2 separate regions of the Homo sapiens genome follow, and region 1 is linked to region 2. A link is a loop called in an ENCODE intact Hi-C map of the cell type or tissue named here. Cell type or tissue: OCI-LY7. All regions are shown on one strand. Each heading gives the region's core, and the rest is flanking DNA. Links, peaks and the distances in the headings are about the cores only.

The links. Hi-C counts contacts between places; a loop is a spot of excess contacts. Peaks named below come from ENCODE experiments on the same cell type or tissue, not always from the same donor. Only the 100,000 strongest peaks of a DNase experiment are listed, where the experiment ranks them.
Region 1: it touches region 2 in a loop (10-fold over the local background); 9 of 110 quality-filtered maps call a loop at or near these places.

What each region holds. Positions count from the first base shown.
Region 1 is chr6:145,756,858-145,767,942 of GRCh38, forward strand. The region is part of intron 1 of EPM2A-DT (EPM2A divergent transcript); the gene reads left to right. LOC105378039 (a long non-coding RNA gene) reads right to left here and starts at 6,762. Exons shown (of 3, transcript XR_007059799.1): 1 at 6,430-6,762. In OCI-LY7, for the core only: CTCF peaks have their summits at 4,922 (motif pointing right) and 5,124; a DNase peak (open chromatin) is centred at 4,954.
Region 2 is chr6:145,882,274-145,893,358 of GRCh38, forward strand. It overlaps SHPRH (SNF2 histone linker PHD RING helicase), which reads right to left. Exons shown (of 30, transcript NM_001042683.3): 28 at 10,942-11,085; 29 at 5,747-5,827; 30 at 2,534-4,514. The coding sequence ends at 4,418. EPM2A-DT (EPM2A divergent transcript) reads left to right here. Exons shown (of 3, transcript NR_038246.1): 3 at 932-4,312. Among named protein-coding and RNA genes, the nearest start is that of FBXO30, 73 kb to the left of the region's middle. In OCI-LY7, for the core only: CTCF peaks have their summits at 5,942 (motif pointing left) and 6,149; a DNase peak (open chromatin) is centred at 5,928.

The DNA.
Region 1 (11,085 bases), core at 1,498-9,497, 130 kb before region 2:
CTGGAATACAGTGGTGTGATCTCGGCTCACTGCAACCTCCGCCTCCCAGGTTCAAGCGATTCTCCTGCCTCAGTCTCCCGAGTAACTGGGACTACTGGCATGTGCCACCAAGCCCAGCTAATTTTTGCATTTTTAGTAGAGATGGGGTTTCACCATGTTGGCCAGGATGGTCTCAATCTCTTGACCTCATGATCTGCCCGCCTCAGCCTCCCAAAGTGCTGGGATTACAGGCGTGAGCCACCGTGCCTGGCCACTCTTAAGCTATGTTTTGTCCCTCCCAAATAAGCTACTTAATTAAACCAAATTTGCCCATTTTTGTAAGTTAAAAATGGTTGAAGATCTGAAGTTTCATATGTTTCAACTTAATGCTTGAACTTGAATCCTTTATTTATGGTTTTGTCTGGAGCTACCAATGCTAAATAATTAGTTTCGCCTATTTTTTGAGTTTTGTATAAATGGAAATCATACTTCATGTATTCTTTTGTAACTTATGTCTTTTGCTTAATATGATGTTTTTCAAATATCTACATATTGTAGCATGTAGCTATGCTTCAATTATTTTTGCTTATGTATAGCATATTCCACTATCTGAAGACCTCATACTTTTTAAATTTTATTGTTAGCAGATAGATGAGTTATTTTCAGTATGGGATTATTACAAACAGTGAAGCTAATAAAATCCTGGTTGGTACATCCTTATGTATATTTGCACAAGTTTCTCTAGGGTTTATACCTAGGAGTAGAATTGGTAAGCCATAGAGTATGTCCATATACTATCTGTTTCTTAAAGAATATTCAAAACAGGAAAAAATAACCTTTACTGGGAGTGCAATTTAGTGTGTACAGTGGCTTCCTAACCTCTAATTTCTACACAGCATACCTCCAGTGTGTGAATTGTAATGCTGTTCAGCCCCGGGAAGGAAAGAGGCAGAAGCTTTTGATTCTTCTTAGAGCGTACCCTTCCATATTTGCTTCTTGAAGAGCATAATCTCCCTAAGTTTTCTCTTTTTTTCAACAAATAAAGCCAATTCCTTTTGTCATTTCTTCATAGGGGCTATTCCCAATGCCTCTAACCATATTTCAATTGCTTTCTTTCAGAGTGCCTCCAAATTTTCAAATCTAGGGTCACCATGCAATTTGTTATCCACAACAGGTCAGTTTGGGGAATAGAAAGAAGTGCTAAAATAATGAACAGTTTTAACTGATTTACCACAGAGGTAAACTAGATCATCCCAGGCAAACCAAAATGCACTGTCTCCTTATTCATATAACACTAACTGTGTGTGTTCTCAAATCAAGTAAGGAATGCCTATGGAGGACTGACTTATATTAAATATTAAAGAAGAGTTGTCGGCTGCATTACACATTCCTATTTGTAATCCCAGTCTCAGGGACTTTCTTATGACTATATTATGCGTAAGTAACAGCACATAAACAGGAAGGGCCAAATATTGGTCTCTTCGTGGCAATGAGGTAATTTTACCTAGGTTTCAATTGTGTCCTTTAGGGAAATGGTGACTGCGTATTTAATCCTCAACTTAGTAATAAACACAAATCTCAATAGTATTTAGTATTCAAAGGAGATTTTTCAAAGGTACTAGCTGGTTGCTAAGTAACTATGAGAAAGAAAGTGAAATAGGGAAGATTTTCCCAACTTCTCTTGTATTTACTGATTCAGAAAACAGTTCTCTTTTACATAGGACTTGTCTGACAATTTGTACTTGGAAAATTGAAAGTGTGACATTTCTACAAGCAGAAATATGCAAAAACTATCTTAGGCACAAAGAAATACCACAGGATTAGTATTTGTTTTTACAGAACAGTCTATCAGGCATCTCACTGTTTAAAAAAGTGAAATGTCTGGATTAAAATGCAAAATGTTTGGGGAAAAGTCTAATTGCCTCAGAAATATTTGGATTTTCTCAAGTAGTTTGTTAATAATAATACTATTGCTAAAAGCCACTAATTACTAAAAAGCTACCTTGTGGTTGTCACTGAATTTCAAACTTTGGTTACATTATCTAATAAAATCCCCTTAACAATTTTGTAAATTAGAAATTTGCTATTTAAGATAATGAAGCTCGAATGGTTAAATAAATTACTTCTCAGTTCCAAGTTAATAAATGGCTGAGCTGATACTGGAACTCAAGATCATTTAACTACAAAGGTCTTCTATTTTTTTATAAAATATTCTGAGGCTCCAATTTTGTTTGCTGCATCATAAAAGATGCTACAGTTCAAATAACATTAAATTAATCTAGATAGAAAATATACTGCCAAGTCTGGAGGATACTAGGTTACCAAAACAACAATTCAAAATGATGTCAATAGAGATGTGGGGGCCAGCTTTTTAACAAATAAATTTTATTTTGTATATTTGAGGTTTACAACATTATGTTATGGGAACTAAAGGAATAATAAAATAGTTACTATAGTGAAGTAGATTAACATATCGATCACCTCATGTAGTTATTTTTATATCCTTTTTTGTTAAATTTACTTATTTAACAAAATCTCTAATATAATACAATTTTATTAGCTATAATTCTCATGTTGCGCATCTCTAGATGTCTAGACGTGCTCACTCTACATATCTGCTACTTTGTATCCTTTGACCTATTTCTCCCTATTTCTTCCTTCTCCCGCACCCCACTGTTCTCTATCTCTGTATACAGTCGAGCATCAGTAATGATGTTTTAGTCGACAACGGACTGCTTATACAACAGTGGTCCCATAAGATAATAATGGAGCTGGAAAATTTCCATAGTCTAGTGATGTTGTAGCAGTCACAATACATTACTTAAGTGTTTGTGGTGATGCTGGTGTAAACAAACTTACTGTGCTGCCAGTCATGTGAAAGCATAGTACATTCAATGATGTACCACACATAATACTTAATAATGATAACAAATGAGTGTTACTGGTTATGTGTTTACTGCATTATATATTTTTATTGCTAGTTTAAAATATATTCCTATGTATTCAAAAAAAGTTAACTGTAAAACAGCCTCAGCCAGGTCTTTCAGGAGGTGTTCCAGAAGAAGGCATTGGCATCACAGGAGACGACAGCTCCACAAGTATTATTGTCCCTAAAGGCCTTCCAGTGGGACAAGATGTGGAGGTGGAAGACCGTGATATTCATGATCCTGACCCTGTGTAGGCCTAGGCTAATGGGTGGGTCTGTGTCTTCATTTTTAACAAAAAAGTTTAAATAGAAAAAAAAGCAACATTTAAAAAATAGAAAAGCTTACAGAGTAAGAATACAAGGAAAAATTTGTTTGTGGAGCTGTATAATGTGTTTGTGTTTTAAGATGTCATTACAAAAGAGTCAAAAAGTTTTTTTTAATTAAAAATGTATATAGTTAACAAGATACCGTAAACTTAGCTTATTATTTTAGAAAGAAAAATTAATAAATTTGGTGTAGCCTAGGTGTACAGTTTTTTAAAGTCTACAATAGTGTACAATAATGTGTTAGTCTTTCACATTCACTCACCACTCACTCACAGACTCACCCAGAGCAACCCCGAGTCCTGCAAGCCCCATTCATGGGAAGTGCCCTATAGAGGTATGCCATTTAAAAAAATCTATTATGCCATATTTTTACTGTACCTTTTCTATGTTTAGATACACAAATACTTATCATTATATTACAGCATGCTGTACAGGTTGGTAGCCTAGGAGCAATAGGTTATGCCGTGTAGGTGTGTAGTCTGTAGTAGGCTTTACCATCTCGGTTTATGTAGGTATATTCTGTGCTGTTCACACAACAATGAAATCACCTAACAATGCATTTCTTAGAATATATCCCCATTGTTAAGTGATGCGTGGCTGTATTTGACTGTTTTATTTTGGATTCCACTATAAGTGAGATCATGCACTATTTTATTTCTGTATCTGGCTTGTTTCACTTAGCATAATGTCCGCAAGGTCCATCCACTTTGTAGCAAATGGCAAATTTTTAAGGCTGAATAATATTTAACAGCATATGTATCACATTTTCTTTATACAGTTGCCTGTTGATGGATACTAGGTTGTTTCCATATCTTGGCATTGGGAATAATGCTGCACTGAACTTGGGAGTGCAGATATCTTTATGAAGTGCTAATTTCAGCTCCTTTGGATATATACCTAGAAGAGGGATTGCTGGATTGTATGGGAGTCCCATTTTTCATTTCTTTAGGAATCTCCATACTGTTTTCCATAATGGCTATACCAATCTGCATCCCCACCAACTGTGTACTAGAGTTCCCTTTTCTCCACACCCTTGCCAATGCTTATCATCTTTTGGATAATAGCAGTCCTAAGCATATGACTAAGAAGAGTGGCTATTAGACCCTCTCAGGGGGTGGCGGGGCAGGGAAATGAGAGAAGAAAATTTAATTTTGAAATTAAAAACTAGTGACTTACTGACTTATTTAAGTCTAGATTTTAAAGTATTCACTAAGCACCAAATAGGGGCACAGCCAACATATCAAAGCATTGATATTCACCAAGAATGAAGAAGTTTTAATGATGGCTACCATCTATGATTAGTCCAAACTCTGCCTCTATTTCTTAGATGGTTGCAGAAAAAGCAAAAGAGTCCTCTAGATCAGAGGTTATCAAACTCTGCCCATGGGCCACCTGCCTGTTTTTATAAATAAAGCTTATTGGGATACAGCCAGGACCACTAGTATTTTGTCTATGGCAGCTTTCACACTGCAATAGCAGGGTTAAGTAGATACAATAGAAACCAAATGGCTTCCAATCCTAAAGTGTTTTCTACCTTCCTTTCTAAAAAAATGTTTGCCCACCACTGCTCTAGATCAGAGTTTCTCAGCCTCAACACAACTGACATTTTGGGTCACACAGTTTTCTGTTTTGTGGGGCTTGCCTGTGCAGGTGCTTGGCAGCATTTGTGGCCTCTACCCACTAGATGCCAGTAGTCCTCCAGCAGGTGGGCCAACCAAAATATCTCCAGACATATTAGATGTCCCCTGGGGATAATGTCACCCCTATTGAGAATCACTGCTCTAGATAAGCAGCATTTTTTTTCTAAGCTTACTGCAAATTTCTGACACAAATTGATCTTCCATATCTATCTGCATAGAAACATATGAAGGAGCCAACTTGACAAAATCTTTATTGAAAACACAGAAATAATTTAAAAACAAACAATCTACAAACTCTCACCTCCACCCAGTCTGCCCAACAAAACATACTTGTACTCATACACCCTGTCTTCTCTCTCTTACAGTAACTGTTGGTCCTCCTTTCTAAGGCTAATTCCTCCATCCCAACACAATCTCATTCTCTCTTAGCTAATCAAGGACTTCACTACAGTAACTCTTTCCCCACTGCATCACCAATTTTTCTTTACTAGGTCAGATCCATTAATAACATGTAGCTATTATTTCTCGAATCTTAAACAAAATAAACCTTCCTCTTCCTCACATCCCCTTCTAGTTACTGTTCACATTTCTTGGATACCATTTATAGAAAACCTCGTTGAGAGCAATGAGAACACATGGACACAGGGAGAGGAACGACACACACCGGGACCTGTCACGGGCGAAGGCGGAGGGAGAGCATCAGGATAAATAGCTAATGCATGCAGGGCTTAATACCTAGGTGATGGGTTGATAGTTGCAGTAAACCACCATGGCATGCATTTGCCTGTGTAACAAACTAGCACATCCTGCGCATGTATCCGAGAACTTAAAATAAAATAAAGTTTTTTTAAATGAGAAAACCTTGTTGAGAGATATAACCCTTCAGATTCTAGAATTATGATGAATTCAAATGCAGTGCATAAGAAATCGATACCAAGATCTATCTAATGAAACTGAAGGCCGGATGCTATGGTACAGGCCTGTAATCCTGGCACTTTGGGAGGCCAAGGTGGGCAGATCACTTGAGGTTAGGAGTTCGAGATGAGCCTGGCCACAATGGTGAAACCCAGTCACTACTAAAAACACAAAAATTAGCCAGGCATGGTGGTGAGCACCTGTAAGCCCAGCTACTTGGGAGGCTGAGATAGGAGAATCACTTGAACCCAAGAGGCGAAGGTTGCAGTGAGCCGAGATCATGCCACTGCATTCCAGCCTGGGTGACAGAATGAGACTCTGTCTCAAAAAAAAAGAAAAGAAAAGAAAATGAAGAGCACCAGTGACAAAAAGGTTAACCTAAAAGCAGTCAGAGGGGGGGAAAAAAAGCAGTTAACCTACAAAGGAAACTATTGATTTCTTATAGCAACAGTGAAAGCCAGAGGAAAGCTGAATAATATCTTGGCAGTGCCTGGGCAAGGAAAGGGTGCTGCCTACTCTTGAAGGCTCCACTGAAGGGTGAAGCCTCCACTGAAAGGGTCGCATCCTTCTGCGGTGCTAACTTAGTTGTATCATCTTTAAAAGACAAATAATGACAGTTAACACAGTACTTGCATTGCTTACCTTATAGTGCAATCACTTCATGTTGCAACAACGGAGGTAGTCTGGTCTCAGCATCTAGGCAGGTAACAATTCATCTATATCCTGCTTTTTGTGGTATTAGAAGCAAGGGTACCTGCTTAGAATGAAAGGGTGGAGATGCTTCAGGCAGGGAATAGAGAGTGGCTCAGTAGCTCTGCATCCCCTTTACTGTTTTGTCTAGAAAATACTCTTTTGGCAGCCTGTGTTATCAGCACTTTGACAGTACTCAGTGGAAACAATGAGCTAAAAGTTTCTGCATACTCTTTAATCCCCAGAGTACCTACAGCACACAGTATACTTCCCAAAAGTGGTGTCTGTAACTCCAAGGAAACGCAAATTAAAAAAGTAGCAGAGCTGCATAATGGTAGAGAGTGATGATGTCAATACAATAATGCAATATGAAACACTATTTTTAGGAGGATATTTTAGGAAGTAAATATTTCAGTAACCTGAGGCTGCACTGTCTTCAAGATCTCAGCTCCAGTGTTTCTTATAATTAATTTGCTAATAGTGTCAAAGATTCAAAGTTTGACATCAATCCACTATTTCAAGTTCATCCCTTTACAAACATCATTTCCACTCATTTGGCTTTCCAGAAATGTTTAGTGGAGTGGGAGATAAAGGAATGGATGCTAAAGTCAACAAGAATAGATTAATAAATAACCAGAAGTCTATTTTCTGTGCCACACTCATTAATGGTGGACTATCACTGCTGCTCCTTTTACTGTTGCAGGATTGTGAATGACTGAGAGTGCTTATGAGTTGTAATGTTGTAATCAATTTTGTTTCATTTTTAAATTTTAAAGATGAATAAATGTTTAATTCAGAAGAAAGCAAATATAAATGAATAAATTATCAGTGGTGGATCTTCTCTGAAGTACACAAATGAGATTAATGCTCTAAGCACTTCTGTTCATAACACACAGTATTGATCAAATTAAGAGCAGGCAAAACAAAGCACAGGTGAAAATTCCAAAACCCTGTTTAGGTTAATGACATTAAAATCTGTAAACTTTACATACTGGATATTTTAAATTGTTAAGTTATACTATAACATTCATCTTTTAAAACGTATACAATTCACCAGTTTTTATACACTCACACAGTATTTTACCACCCCAAGAAGAAACCCCATACCCATAAGCAATCACTCCACATACCCTTATACTTCAGCCCTTATCAATTACTAATCAATTTTCTCTACAGATTTGCCTATTCTGGACATTTTACATAAGTGGAATAACACAATATATGGCCTTTTTTGTGTCTGGCTTCTTTCACATAGCCCGATGTTTTTAAGGTTTATCCAAGTTGAGACATGTATCAGTACTTCATTCATTTTTTATTGTCAAGTAGCATTTCATATATGAATTGATATAGTTTGGCTGTGTCCCCACCAAAATCTCATCTTGAACTGTAGCTCCTATAATTCCCACATATTGTGGGAGGGACCCAGTGGGAGGTAATTGAATCACAGGGGCAGAACTTTCCTGTGCTGCTCTCTTGATAGTGAATAAGTCTCACAAGATCTGATGGTTTTATAAAGGGTAGTTCCCCCACATATGCTGTCTTGCCTGCCACCATGTAAGGTGTGCCTTTCTCCTCCTTTGCCTTCCCCCATTATTGTGAGGCCTTCCCAGCCATGTGGAACAGTGATTCCATTAAACCTCTTTTTCTTTATAAATTACCCAGTCTCAGATATGTCTTTATTAACAGCATGAGAACTAATATAGTAAATTGGTACTGGTAGAATGGGGTGCTGCTGTAAAGATACTTAAAAATGTGGAAGTGACTTTGGAACTGGGTAACAGGCGAGGTTGGAACAGTTTGGAGGGCTCAGAAGAAGATAGGAAATGTGGGAAAGTTTGCAACTTCCTAGAGACTTGGAGGGTTCAGAAGACAGGAAGATGTGGGAAAGTTTGGAACTTCCTAGAGATTTGTTGAATGGATTTGACCAAAATTCTGATAGGGATGTGAAAAATGAAATCCAGGCTCAGGTGGTCTCAGATGGAGATGAGGAACTTCTTGGTAACTGGAACAAAGGTCACTCTTGCTGTGCAAAGAGACTGGCAGCATCTTGCCCATGCCCTAGAGATCTGTGGAACTTTGAACTTGAGAGAGATTATTTAGGGTATCTGGCAGAAGAAATTTCTAAGCACCAAAGCCATCAAGAGGAAGCAGAGCAGAAAAGTTTGAAAAATGTGCAGCCTGGTGATGCAGTAAAAAAGAAACAAACATTTCCTGGGGAGAAATTTAAGTCTGCTGAAGTTTGCATAAGTAACAAGGAGTCAAATGTAAATCACCAAGACAATGGGAAAAAATATCTCCAGGCCATGTCAGAGACTTTCATGGCAGCCCCTCCCATAACAGGCCTGGAGACTTAGGAGAAAAAATTGGTTTCATGGGCCTGGCCCAAGGCCCCAGTGCTCTATGAAGCCTTGGAACATGGTGCCCTGTGTCCCAGCTGCTTCAGCTCCCACTGGGATTAAAAGAGGCCAATGTACAACTCAGGCCATTGCTTCAGAGGGTGCAAGCCCCAAGCATTCGCAGCTTACATGTGGTGTTGGGCCTGCAGGTGTACAAAATCAGGAATTGAGGTTGGAGAACCTCCGCCTAGATTTCAGAGGATATATGGAAACACCTGGATGCCCAGGCAGGAGTTTGCTGCAGGAGCAGGTCTCTCATGGAGAACCTCTGCTAGGGCAGTGTAAAAGAGAAATGTGGGGTCAGATTCCCAACAGAGTGCTCACTGGGGCACCACCTAATGGAGCTGTGAGAAGAAGGCCACCATCCTCCAGACCCCAGAATGGTAGATCCACTGATAACTTGCACCATGCACCTGGAAAAGCTGCACACACTCAATGCCAGCCTGTGAAAGCAACCAAGAGAAGGGCTGTACCCTGCAAGGCCACAGGGGCAGAGCTGCCCAAGGCTGTGGGAGCCCACCTCTTGCATCAGCATGACCTAGATATGAGACATGGAGTCAAAGGAGATCATTTTGGAACTTTAATGTTTAATGACTGCCCTATTGGATTTTGGGCTTGTATGGGGCCTATAGCCCTTCATTTTGGCCAGTTTCTCTCATTTGGAATGGGTATATTTACCCAATGCCTGTACCCCCATTGTTTTTGGGAAGTAACTAACTTGCTTGTGATTTTACAGGCTCATAGGGGGAAGGGACTTGCCTTTTCTCAGATGAGACTTTGGACTGTGGACTTTTGACTTCATGCTGAAATGAGTTAAGACTTTGGGGGACTGTTGGGAAGGCATGATTGGTTTTGAAATGTGAGGACATGAGATATGAGAGGGGCTGGGGCTGAATGACATGGTTTGCTGTGTCCCCACCCAAATCTCATCTTGAATTGTACCTCCCATAATTCCCACATGTTGTGGGAGGGACCCAGTGGGAGGTAATTGAATCATGGGGGTGGGTCTTTCCCATGCTGTTCTCAGTATAGTGAATATGTCTCACAAGATCTAATGGTTTTATAAAGGGTAGTTTCCCTGCACATGCTCTCTTGCCTACTGCCACATAAGACGTGACTTTGTCCTCCTTTGCCTTCCACATGATTGTGAGTCTAGGGCTAGGGGAGGGAGTTCCCCAACCCCTTGTGATTCCCGGGTGAGGAGACACCCCACCCTGCTTCGGCCTGCCCTCTATGGGCTACACCCACTATTTAACCAGTCCCAGTGAAATGAGCTGTGTACCTCAGTTGGAAATGCAGAAATCACCCACCTTCTGCACTGATCTCACTGGGAGCTGCAGACTGGAGCTGTTCCTATTTGGCCATCTTGCCAGCCACCTCAAGTTAATTTTTTTATACTGTGAAAGGTAGGGGCCCAGTTTCATTCTTCTGCATAAGGGTAGCCAGCTATCCCAGCACAAATATAAATTTAATAAAGTTAACATCTTTGATAAAATTGATGGATTTATTGAAATACATGAAATACTGGACCTGATTCAAAACATAGAATTCTAAACATCTTTTTATATCTACAAAATAAATTGATTCCCAATTTTACAAACTCTTCACATAAAACTCTAAGCCCAATTAGTCTCTCTGGTAAATTCTATCAAACAGATTAGAAATAAATAATACCAACCTACAAAAACTCTTTTTGAAAATATAGAAGGAAGAAACACTGCTTTTCAATTCTTTTTATGAGGGCAGCATAATCTCAGTACTAAAACCTGAAAAAAATTTAATAAGAAAATTATGGACCAATATATTTCATAAACTTTGAAAAAGTCCTTCATAAATTATTAGCAAATTAAATCATGCAGTACATAACAATGGCAATACAAAATAATGAGGTGGACTTTATCTCAGAAATTCAGGGTTACATTTGGAGATCAATCAATGTAATTGGCTGCAACAAAAGAAAAGTAGAAATATTATGTAATCATAATATTTTTTGATTGCAGAAAAGTCATTTGATAAGATTCAGCATCCGTTTGTGATAAAAACAAAATCTCTCAGCAATTAGGAATAGAAGTTAAATTCCTCAATTTGCTATACAGGGAGTGTGTAAAACCTACTGCTAACATCAAATTTGATGATTAAGTGATAAAGACTTTTACTTTAAGATGAGGAGAAAGGTAAGGATGTTTGTCTTGCCATTTTTATTCCATATTGA
Region 2 (11,085 bases), core at 2,088-10,087:
CAGAAGTGCCTCTTACAGAGGTGTAAAGTATTTATTTGCACCCTATCATGCTGGCAGAAAATCTGGGAAGGCAAATCTGAGTGCAGGGTAGAAAATGGTCAGTTGCAGAATATAAACATTAACATGATTATAATTACGGACTTGAGAAGTGAAAAGCACTGGGGAAGTTTTAGGTAAATACAACATTCCACACTGATGCTTTCACAGTTTAATAGCGGATTCACTTATAAACATTCTGATAAAGATCAGAAACTAAAATGCATTCCTGTTTAAAACACAGATTTGCATTTACCAAAGAAGACATAATTCTGTGACAAAGGAAAATACACTCAACATTATCAACAGGCAATGATGCTCTCAGTCAATGGAAATTTTTACAAAGGCTCTGGAAAAATAACTGGAGATAGCAGTTGTTTGATTATGGGAAGCCAAGAGATCAGAAGAGGCATGAGGTGCCTTACGGTTCTGGGTAAAGAATTAGGGACATGATGCAGTAAATGTTAATTAAATAGTCTTGGCAGAAAATGACCACAGGTAATTTCAGTAAGTATATCCTAAATAAATAATAAAATATGCAGAAACGATTTCTAAGGAAATTTGAGCACAAATGTTTGCTCATTAGAACACTGGAAGGGTCAGTAATCAGAACTGTGTGCATATACAAATCACAGGTCTGGGAAGATCCCATAGGTCGAAAATGTGTCCTTGGACAAATGGCTCCTCTAATAGGCTATCTACGGGGGTGTGGAGCATTAAGAGCAGGTTTACTGGAGAGACAAAGATAACAATAGGGTTTGGAAAGGCAGACCATTTAAAAAAGGCTGATTTTTTGATAAGCAGGGAAAAAGTTATTAATTTTAGTAATAGTAGTGACCTATATAAAGATCATTATACAGATAATGGAGGCTGTTTTTTAATTTCTATTTTGCAGGAAAAGAAGCATAAGCTGCAATAAAAATTTGGTTTCAAGATAACAAAGTCAGTCCCCAAAAATCAGTATTGAGAGTCACTGACATTAAATGATGAAGATACGAGGATGGTGTGGGGACCTTTACTCTTCGAAGATGAGCTATACATGCCCCTGAAAAGGCTGTCTGAAGACAGGGGAAGGCTGGAGATGGCAACTTTGGCCTCTGCCAAGTACTCGTGCTATTTTCTGTATGTGATACTATCTGTTTTGTAACTCAGAGGCAACACCACATACCTAGCATAAGGCTTGAACTCCCTTTGGGGTTATCAATTACTTACATAGCCTTCCTCTAAGGGAAGGCTTGCAAGTGGTTCATATTCGACCCTTCCATGTGATAAGCATTCATGTGGGCTTCACAATGTAACAGAGGTACACAGAGATTCTTGTAAACAGAAAATTTTATAAAACTGTTAACTGATCTCACTTTGAAGAAGTCTTACTGACTAGATGTCATTTATCAGAGTAGACAGGCTTAAAATGCATTGCTTGTACTAGACTGTTGTAATGCATTTTTTTGTTTTTGCATTGGTTTTTAATTCATTTAATTGGTTTACACTCATTTTTTTTTTTACATTCCATTTTTGCATTTGTATGCCAGTTAAAAATTATGAAATGGCACATTGTGGGATTTTGTTTAGCTAAATTCTAGAAAAATTGAAAGATACCTTTTATTCGACTTAAGCCTGAGGTTATTCAGCACGGTGATCTCTGCATTTTTGAAAGGTTGTCTCGTCGTTTAATAAACGTAAATAACTTAAGCACATTGGAAGAGCTATTAAATGAGAGCAGGAGATTAAAAAGACATGATTTCTTACTTTATCCACCTGACAGGATAGCTTGCATTGGTGATTAACCTTGCATTGTTAAATTCATTTCCTAAATATTTAGGTAAGTAGTTGGTTTGATCATTATTTGTAAAGTATTAGTAGTTGCATGTTGAATTATCATGTTAAGATTTTTAGTTTGTTGTTCATGTGATATGAAAGATAACAATTCCTAAAACTGAATGCATGCATGGCTTATTCAGCTCAGGTCACATACAAAGAGAAATGTGACGCTGCAATAAACATAGCAGAGCTATCTGGGTTTGAAGCAAAAAGGCTATGACGTTAGGTATATGCACTTTACATTGTATGTATCTTTTTAGTTCTAGTGAACTCATCTGGAATCATGTTACAGAAAATGATTCTCCAGGTCCAAACACATTTAAGTTTAATGACTGGGACTACTCTAACAATTGCGGCTATCTCATTTTGTCTCATTGGTTCATTAGCATAGCACCCATTTAAGAACAACTACTTCTAAACACAGTAATATTTCAGAGGCTATAAAATAATAGAGAAAGAAAACTTAAAAAATCCTTTGTTTGCAGCCAAGAAAATGTGAGGATCAGATTTGTACTTGTTTTGAACAATTGGAAACTGTCACAATTGTTTTTAAGATGTAATAAATGTATATAAAATATGGGATTCTATAGTATTAGCCATTTTGATATCTTTTGTTGAAAGAAAAAACCAAAAAACCCCATATGTTCTAAGTCTCAGAAATCAAAGAATTCCACAATTTTCATTTCCACTAAAATATTTATTTAATGGATATCTTACAGAAATAAATAAAAACAGTTTTTGTCTAATACAGATAGGTTTTTTTATATATATGTAATTTGATTTTACAAAATTGAAGCATATCAAATTGTTTTCTCTAAAACATAGCTCAGAAAGGAATAGTAGAAAACAAACACAAAGAAATACTGAAATAGTCTCATTTTTAAATTATAAGCATGGGCCTTCTGAATCTCAGCATGACATGTTATTAGTAAAAGAATGTAAGATATGGAGTCAGGGGACCTGGGCTCCACTGTTTACTTGCTACATGTCCTAAGAAAGTTTCAATATATCTGAACTTCAGTTCTCTACCTTTAAAACAGTAAAGATATTAATTATATCAACTTCACAAGATTGTTGGGTAAATTAAACACGTAAATGTACATGAAAGCTCTTTTTAATATGTGAAGAGCTATAAAAATAACAGTTTGATTTAATTTCATATAAAAGAATCAATGGATACCTCCTTTTAACTGAAGAATAAGCACCAAAAGCATGTGTGTGTTTTCTTCAGTTGAATTACATCACTCTATAAACCTAGAGTAAGAAAATGCACCTTAACTAAGCACCAAAGCCTCTCGGACAAATGGGATCTAGGGAATGGTTCTATGAGTTTTCCAGGCAGCTAACTGGGAGCTAATAAGTCCTGAGGGTCAAAGAGGGTCCTTTAAAACTCTGAAGGCTCAAAGAAAAGGAAGCCAAATAAGAACATTTGTATTACATCAAATGGCTAGGATGTAACAAGCTACTCCTTATTCAGCAATTTCAAAGTCCATTAATTCCTCACAGAAGAAGAAACACTTCGTTATTATCACTTGCAACGATTTGCTTATGTGAACATGGCATTCTCTTGTTCAAAAGGTCAAAGACTCGTGCTTAAGGGAGGAACAACTGGAGTGAAATAACAACTCTACCATGAATTCAGATATCACTGGCTAAAAAGTCTAGTTACACAAGAACATGGGAAAGAAAAAGAATCCAAGACATCAGTATAATAATGATTAAAAAAAAAACCCTGCCATATTTCCATGTTATAATAAAACAAAATCATAAAAACTGCAATATTTACAGATACATCAATCTTACAACATATAAAAACTTTAACAATAAGAAAAATTAAGAGTAGGGAAAGCAGATAATTTTAAGGTAATCATTAATACATTAAAAAATCTATTTGGAGTTAACTGTTTACACTAACACCACTTTACACATAATAGAAATATGAATATTTTCATTGTTTTTGTTTTCAGTAGCAAGATGCAGAAGAAACAAATAACTGTCTAACATTAACTTATTGTAAGGAGTTGTATTACTGCAAAATTACTAGGTGTAAAGTTATGGTATAAGCCTACTCAAAAAATGGGTTAATATAATTCACCATCTACTTAAAATATTACTAACAAGATATTGGTGAATCATGTGCTAAAGATACTGAAGGCCCTTCCAAAACTGAGATCTATGTTTGTTCAATATACCAGGTCATATAAAACTAGACTAGTTTACTTTCTTATTCCAACTGTTTTATGAGTGATCTTATCATAAGAAAAGTACACATTACCTCTCTTAATTCCCTTGCATCATCAGATATAGATACTATTTGGGACAAAAAATAAATGTTTTATTAGGAGTGTAAAATTAAGAATCTTTATAGATCTTTTGGAAACAGTATATTGAAAAGGACTCAATAAGTACTAAGCCACTGTATAACCAGAACAATAAACAAATTCATTCAACTAGGAACAGTGTTACTGTTATCTACTGGGTTTTTAAAACTTGTAACTTTGCTCTACAGCTATGAAAGTTTATTAATACACTAAAGTCCATGGAATGAATCAAGTGTAGTTCATTCAAGCTCTTCAGTTTCTTTGGTAAATAGGTCTGCCAGGTCAGCCACAGTCAAGACAGAGGCCTCTGAATGCTTTGCTGATGAGTTCGTGTGACTGCAAGGTTTCCCAAATGAGCACAGTCAGAAAGAAACCCCAAGCCATCAGCGATTATATTTGTAGTAATACGAACTAGACACATATTTTTTCTTAAGTTTTTGTAATTGGGATATAAGAAACTCCCAGAGGAAAGCAAGTGATAAAATCTTTGTTATACCTTGTCAAAGTGAAGATTTCTATATATTACTTTTAGTGTTTGTCAAAGTGTTTTTTCTCTGTGCAATTAATAGAACAAAGAATAAAACTCTTGACTACTGCTACTAAGGCTCTCACCTTACAAATTACCTTCTTACCACCTGAAGTTAATTTGTTTCAAGAGAATTTCAAACAACTCATAACTGCTATTTTATTAAAACAACCTAAATAAAAATCACTGAAGTCTGATACACAAGGAAAACAAGAACTTTAAAAAGCCTTCATGTTTTAGGTAAAAAGGCCCTTGTGGAAGCCTCTTTCCTTCCCAGAAACCATCAATGGAAGAAAATTTCTAGTTTCAAATTGCTTCTTTGCTATGTGACAATCCCTTCTAAGGCAATAATCTCTTCCTTGGGTACCATCCAATCCTACCTACCTCCTAAAGATGTAGAAAGATTTATGTTTTCAAAAAGATTTAAATAAATTATACCATAAATATTAGAAAGTTCTATGATTCCAGAGTCAAGCTTTTAAAATTAAGACTGGTTTAGTCTCTCTGCTTTTGTTTTGTCTTTGGATTGACACCACAATTAACCTTAACAAGTTTGTTTTTTTTTTTTTTTTTTTTGAGACACAGACTCGTTCTGTTGCCCAGGCTGGAGTGCAGTGGCACGATCTTGGCTCACTGCAACCTCCACCTCCGGGGTTCAAGCGATTCTCCTGCTTCAGCCTCCCGACTAGCTAAGACTATGGTGCGTGTCACCATGCCTGGCTAATTTTTGTGTTTTTAGTAGAGATGGGGTTTCACCATGTTGGCCAGGCTGGTTTCGAACTCCCAGCCTCAGAAAGTGATCCAATGTGGCAAAGGAATGTAGTATAGTTTATATTTACATGTTACAATTAATAAATTAATTCAAATATACAAAGTCTGGAGCACTGACTGGGAAACAGTGAAAAGGCAAAACGTCAGACTTTGCTTTTAAAAACGTATTTGTGCTATATTTTTCGTTGTCATCTAAGTGAAGAAGTTCTAAAGATACAAACTTTTAACAGGAAAACCTTCCCCCTTCTACTTGTGGTAAATTATTACCTACCTTCTCTCAGCAGTTTTCAGCATTGCCTGCATTCTTTCTTCTATTGTTGCTTTAATTAAGAATCTGTGTACAATAGTAGGTCTAAAAGGTACAGAAGAATTTTAAGCTTAAAAACATAGTAAAACAAATCAGTACAAACCGACTTCACATTTTATATGCTATATTCATCAGTCAGTTGGTGCCCACTTGTGGCAGGTGCTGGGAGGGGTTCAGCAGCGAATAAAATGAACTATTTAATCTCCATGAGCTGACATTCTAATGAGAGACAGACAATAAACACATAAAAGAGTAAGACGGTTTCAGGTAAATATAATGCTGGGAGAACAGGCTGACATGCAAACTGAAAAAAGAGTGATGGGAATGAGGCCAGTAGGCAAAGGAGGAGTAGGAAGAATATCCAAACAGAAGAAACAGCACATACATACACAGTCCCCGGGAAGGGAATATGCCTGGAACAAGCCTAACATGTTCAAGAGGCCAAAAGAAGGCTGGCATGGCAGAAGCATCCTGTAAGCGAGGGAGAGAGGTGAAAATAAGGGTGGAGAGATGTGCAGGGGCCAGGTCACACAGGGCCTTCCAGGATGTGACCAAGCATTTGAATTTTATCGTGGTTATAATGGGAAGCCCTTGGTGGGTTTGTATGCATGATTTGATGTATACCTGACTGTACTTTAGAAATCCCTTTGGCAACCGTGTGGAGGATGTACTTCTTGCTCAGCAAGAAGAGCACCAGAGAAGCCAGTTAAGAAGTCCTGTAGTCATCTGGGTAAGTAAGGGTGGATGCACTATGGTTGTGTCAGTGGAGATAGCAGTCAAGTAGATTTGGAATATCTTTTGGAGGTAGAGCTGACAAAACTTAAAAGATGACTGGCATGTGAGATGTGAAAAGAAAAATATAGAAGAGTCCGAGATTTCTGATCTGGGCAGGAACAGATGACAGTGCCACATTATAAGATGGGGAAAGCTCAGGGTGGGAGTGAGAGTGCAGAAGCAACACAGTTTTGTTTTGTCCATGTGAAACCTATCAGATACCTATTAGACAGGTATCCAAGGTGAGTCCAGAGATATGTGTGCAGAGCTAGAACTGGATATATGCACCTGGGACAGGAGCTATATGGGCATGTCTGGGCTGGGGGATATACACCTGAGAGTCATCAACCTGTAAAAGCTACCTAAAGCCCTAAGACTGGAAAAATTCATCGAAGGGGTGTAGACAAAGAACCCTCAGACCACTGGCAAGAAGTAGGTCACTAGAAATGTTATAAGTCTCACTTCAGTGATATGGTGGGGAGAAAATCAACCAGACAGGTTGACAGAGAATGGGGGATAAAAAAGTAGAGATGGAGGTAGGATGTATCAGAGTGTTTTTTTCTTTCTAAAGATGGATAATATTAAGACATATTTATGGGGTAATATATGACAGGTTGAGTATCCCTAACCAAAAACCCAAAATCCAAAACTTTTTGAGTGCCAACGTGACAAGTGGAGGATTCAACACCTGACTTCACGTGATGAGTCACAGTCAAAACACATTAAAAACGTTGTTTTGTGCACAAAATTATTTAAAATATTATATAAAATCACCTTCAGGCTATGAGTAGAATTTGTATATGAAACATAAATAAATTTCATGTTTAGACTGGGGTTTCATTCCTAAGATATCTCACTATGTATATGCAAATATTCTAAAATCTGAAAAAATCCTACAGGCAAAACACTTGAAGCATTTCAGTTAAGGGATGCTCAACCTGTACAAGGGAAATGTACACCTGTCCTTGAAAAATGAGAAAGAATGGAGTCCAGGACAAATGAATGGATGGCTTTTGAAAGAAAAGGGACACTTCTGCTGTAATAAAAGGGAAGGCATATGAGGTACTTTCCTGCTTATTACTGGATGACATATCCATGCTTCTGCCTACTACCAACCCCTTCCTCCACTTCAGTGTTTGATCCCATATCCTCTTGCCTACTCAAGGACATTGTCAAGCATTCTCCCTGTTCTCCTTCACTAGTTTTTGTTGTCTCTAATGAATCATTTTCTTACTAATTCTCCCATTTGAAAGGAAAACAAAAACCTCTCTTGATCTCATTCTCTTCCTTTTCTCTGCAGCAAAACTCCTCAAAATACTGGCCTTACCAGCCACACAGAAGCAGCAGTGCACTGTGGTTAAAGCTTGTACTGTGAAGGCAGAATGGCTGTGCCTGAAATCTGCCACTGCTTCTACTAGCTGCCTGACTATGGGCAAGTTACCTAACCTCTCTTTGTTATACAAATATTTGTTAAATAAGAAATACACAAAATCCCATTTTCTCCAAAACTAAAGTCAGGCTGTCACCTCTACCACTTAACCTGGTTTTGATCTCCATGTTGCTAAATCTAATGATCAATTCTCAATCCTTATCTTCCTTGACATTTTTCATAGCACTTGAAACAGGTGACCATAACCTCTTCTTTGAGGTACATTTTTCACTTGGTTCCTAGGACACTCCTGTCTTCTGGTTTTCTTCCTAACTCACTGTTTGATCTTTATTTGTTACCTTTGCTGCTTCCTTCTCCTCTCCTAGAACAGCTGAACTTTGGTGCCCTGGAGTTCAGTCCATGGTCCTCTATCTAAACTCTGTCTCTATCTAAACTCACTCCTAGGTAATCTCATTCAGTCTCGTGACTTAATGGACTTGTACATCTAGTTACAGAATAGAAATCTCCATTTGGATGTCTGTTCTTCCCTTACCAAATCTGCTCTACCCTGTAGACTTCTCCAGCTCAGTTGAAGGTTACTTCATCCTTCTAGTTGTCCAAGCCAAAACCCATGGTGTTATCCTTGACCCTCTCATACCCCATGTCTAGTCTGTCCAAAAGTACTATCAGTTCTATCTTCAAAATATATCCAGAACCTGACCACTCCTCATCATGTGCACTGCTACTGCCATGGTCAGGTCACCTTCAGCTCTCACCAGGATGACTGCAATAGCCTCCAAGACTCTCCCTGCTTCTACTCTTCCTTGCTCCCCTTCACTCCCACCCTATCACAGCACTCAGAATGATTCTTTTAAAACTTAAGTGAGATATGCCAAGCCTCTGTTCAAAGCCTTCCAATGGCTCCCGATTTCACACAGGGCAAAAGCACCATCCTCACAGTGGCTTCCTGGGCCCAATGTAATCCCTCTCCCCACTGAGCCCATTCACTTCAACTCCTGCTTCTCTCCCTTTTAGCAACTGTAGCTCCTTGCTATTCTTCTAACATACCACACTCCTGATTTAGGGCCTTTGCACCGAAAGCACTGTTTACTTGAACATTCTTTCACAAGATAGCTGCATGACTAACTTTCCCATTTTCCCATTTCTTTCAAGTCCTTGCTCAGACTTTCTCAATAAGGCCTTGCATGCCTTCCTGCCCAAACATTGCACTTTTACTTCCTCACCCTGCTCTACTTTTCCAGCTCCTAACATAGTCCAGATTGTACTTAGTTTATTGTTTACCACCTTTCTGTCTACCAACCCCATTACAGCTAGAATCGCACTCCATGAGGACATCTCATGTTCCTAAAACAGTGCCTGGCACACAGAAGATACTCAATAAAAATCTACCAAAAAGTATGTGAGTACTGATGCAGGCAGACTGTTCAAGTTGATGATGGAAAGATGAGGTACTTCTAATCTGATTGTATATGTTTCCCCTGTATGAGGCAAGATCGCCATGGGGAGGAAGAAGACACACTTAAGACAGACTCCTCAGAAAGTAGAAAAAAACATATTGACTTGCGAGGCATAGTAAGATTGTTGGGTAATGCTGAATGGCCTTTTGGACTCGTGGTTTTAAATATGAGACTAGTCCAGCCTATGCTTTAAAAGAACATTGGTAGGACAAAAAATCAATATTTAAAAACACAGAAGAAAACCAACAAAAAACAAGTAAGACATGACTGCATTTTAAATGCCACTTGGTGGTATGTTAGAACAAGCCCGCATTTATTACAGTTACTTTGCCCTATTTGTTAAGAGGTTTAATAAACATGTCTCTTTCCTGTTTTCAAGTAAGCCCTTTATTTTCTCTCCCCGCTACTTCTTACGGGGCAGTCTACATTTCTGAGTATGACACAGAAGACTTCATCTCCTGCCGATGATCTCTTTCTCATACTTTATACTGCAACAATTCCAAACTCCTTACAGTCCCTAGAAATGTCATGTCATTTCCCACCATTGTATTTTTGCATATATAACTCTCTTTGGCTGTGTGAATACCCTTTTCCAGCCAACTTTGAAATAATTATTCCTTCAAGACTTAACACCATAAAGTCTTTCCTGACTCTGTAGGGCCCGAGTGATCATTATCTTCTTTTGTTAACACAGTCCTTTTATTATTATACTTTTGCACATTCTACCCCAACACTTTAAGTCATGCTTCCTGTACTACACAGTGACCTCCTTGGGGAAATAAATTATGTATCATTCAATTTGAATCTTCAGTATTTAGAATAATGCCTGACATACAGTAGGTGCTCAATAAATACTGATTTAGTAAGTGCTTATTATGGATGTGTTTTTTTTTCCTTTTTTAAACATCAAAGACTTCTAACATCCAGAAGGTAATACATTTAGCAGGCCTTATCAAAGATAACTGTCTATTCTGATATATGAATAAAGGTAATACATGCCATATAATAATATTCATTATTAGGTTTGCTTTGGGCCTTAAACTGAATCTAATGATCTCTTGGAGCTGACCTAGGGGGTGTCTTTTCCTAATGTTAAGAATTTTAAAAGGAGCCATTTATTTTCAGTCATGTACAAGGTATGTCTTCTTTTAAACACGGGACTACTTTAGACAATCAAAACTCCATTCTCCTCAAAGGCATGATGGATGCCTTCAACTTTGTAGCTGTCTTAAGTATTTCTAACAAGCTTTTTTTTGGATAAAGTGATAAGGTTTTTGTGGGAGGGAAGAAAAAAATTGGGACAATTTGGGGGTTTGCTTCTTGGAGAGAAGGGAGGGTTGGAAATCTCATGCCTTTCAATTAAATAATTAAAAAGTTATAAATAAATAAGTTATAAAATAAATAATTAAAAAATGTAGTATCTAAGGAAGTAATTAAAAACAAGTACGCTATGATGAACATAAATGAAGAGTTTAAATACTGATTTGGTTTCTCAGAAAACTGAAGCAAATGTGACTGATTCTAATTTTAGTCCTTACTTTGTCTGTCCAATTCGGTGCACCCTCCCTATGGCCTGAAGCTCATGGGCAGGGTTCAATATGGGCTCCACCAAGAGAACATGAGTTGCTTCAATGATAGTTAATCCATTAGAACCTGTGTGCAGGGGCAGCAGCAAAATATTG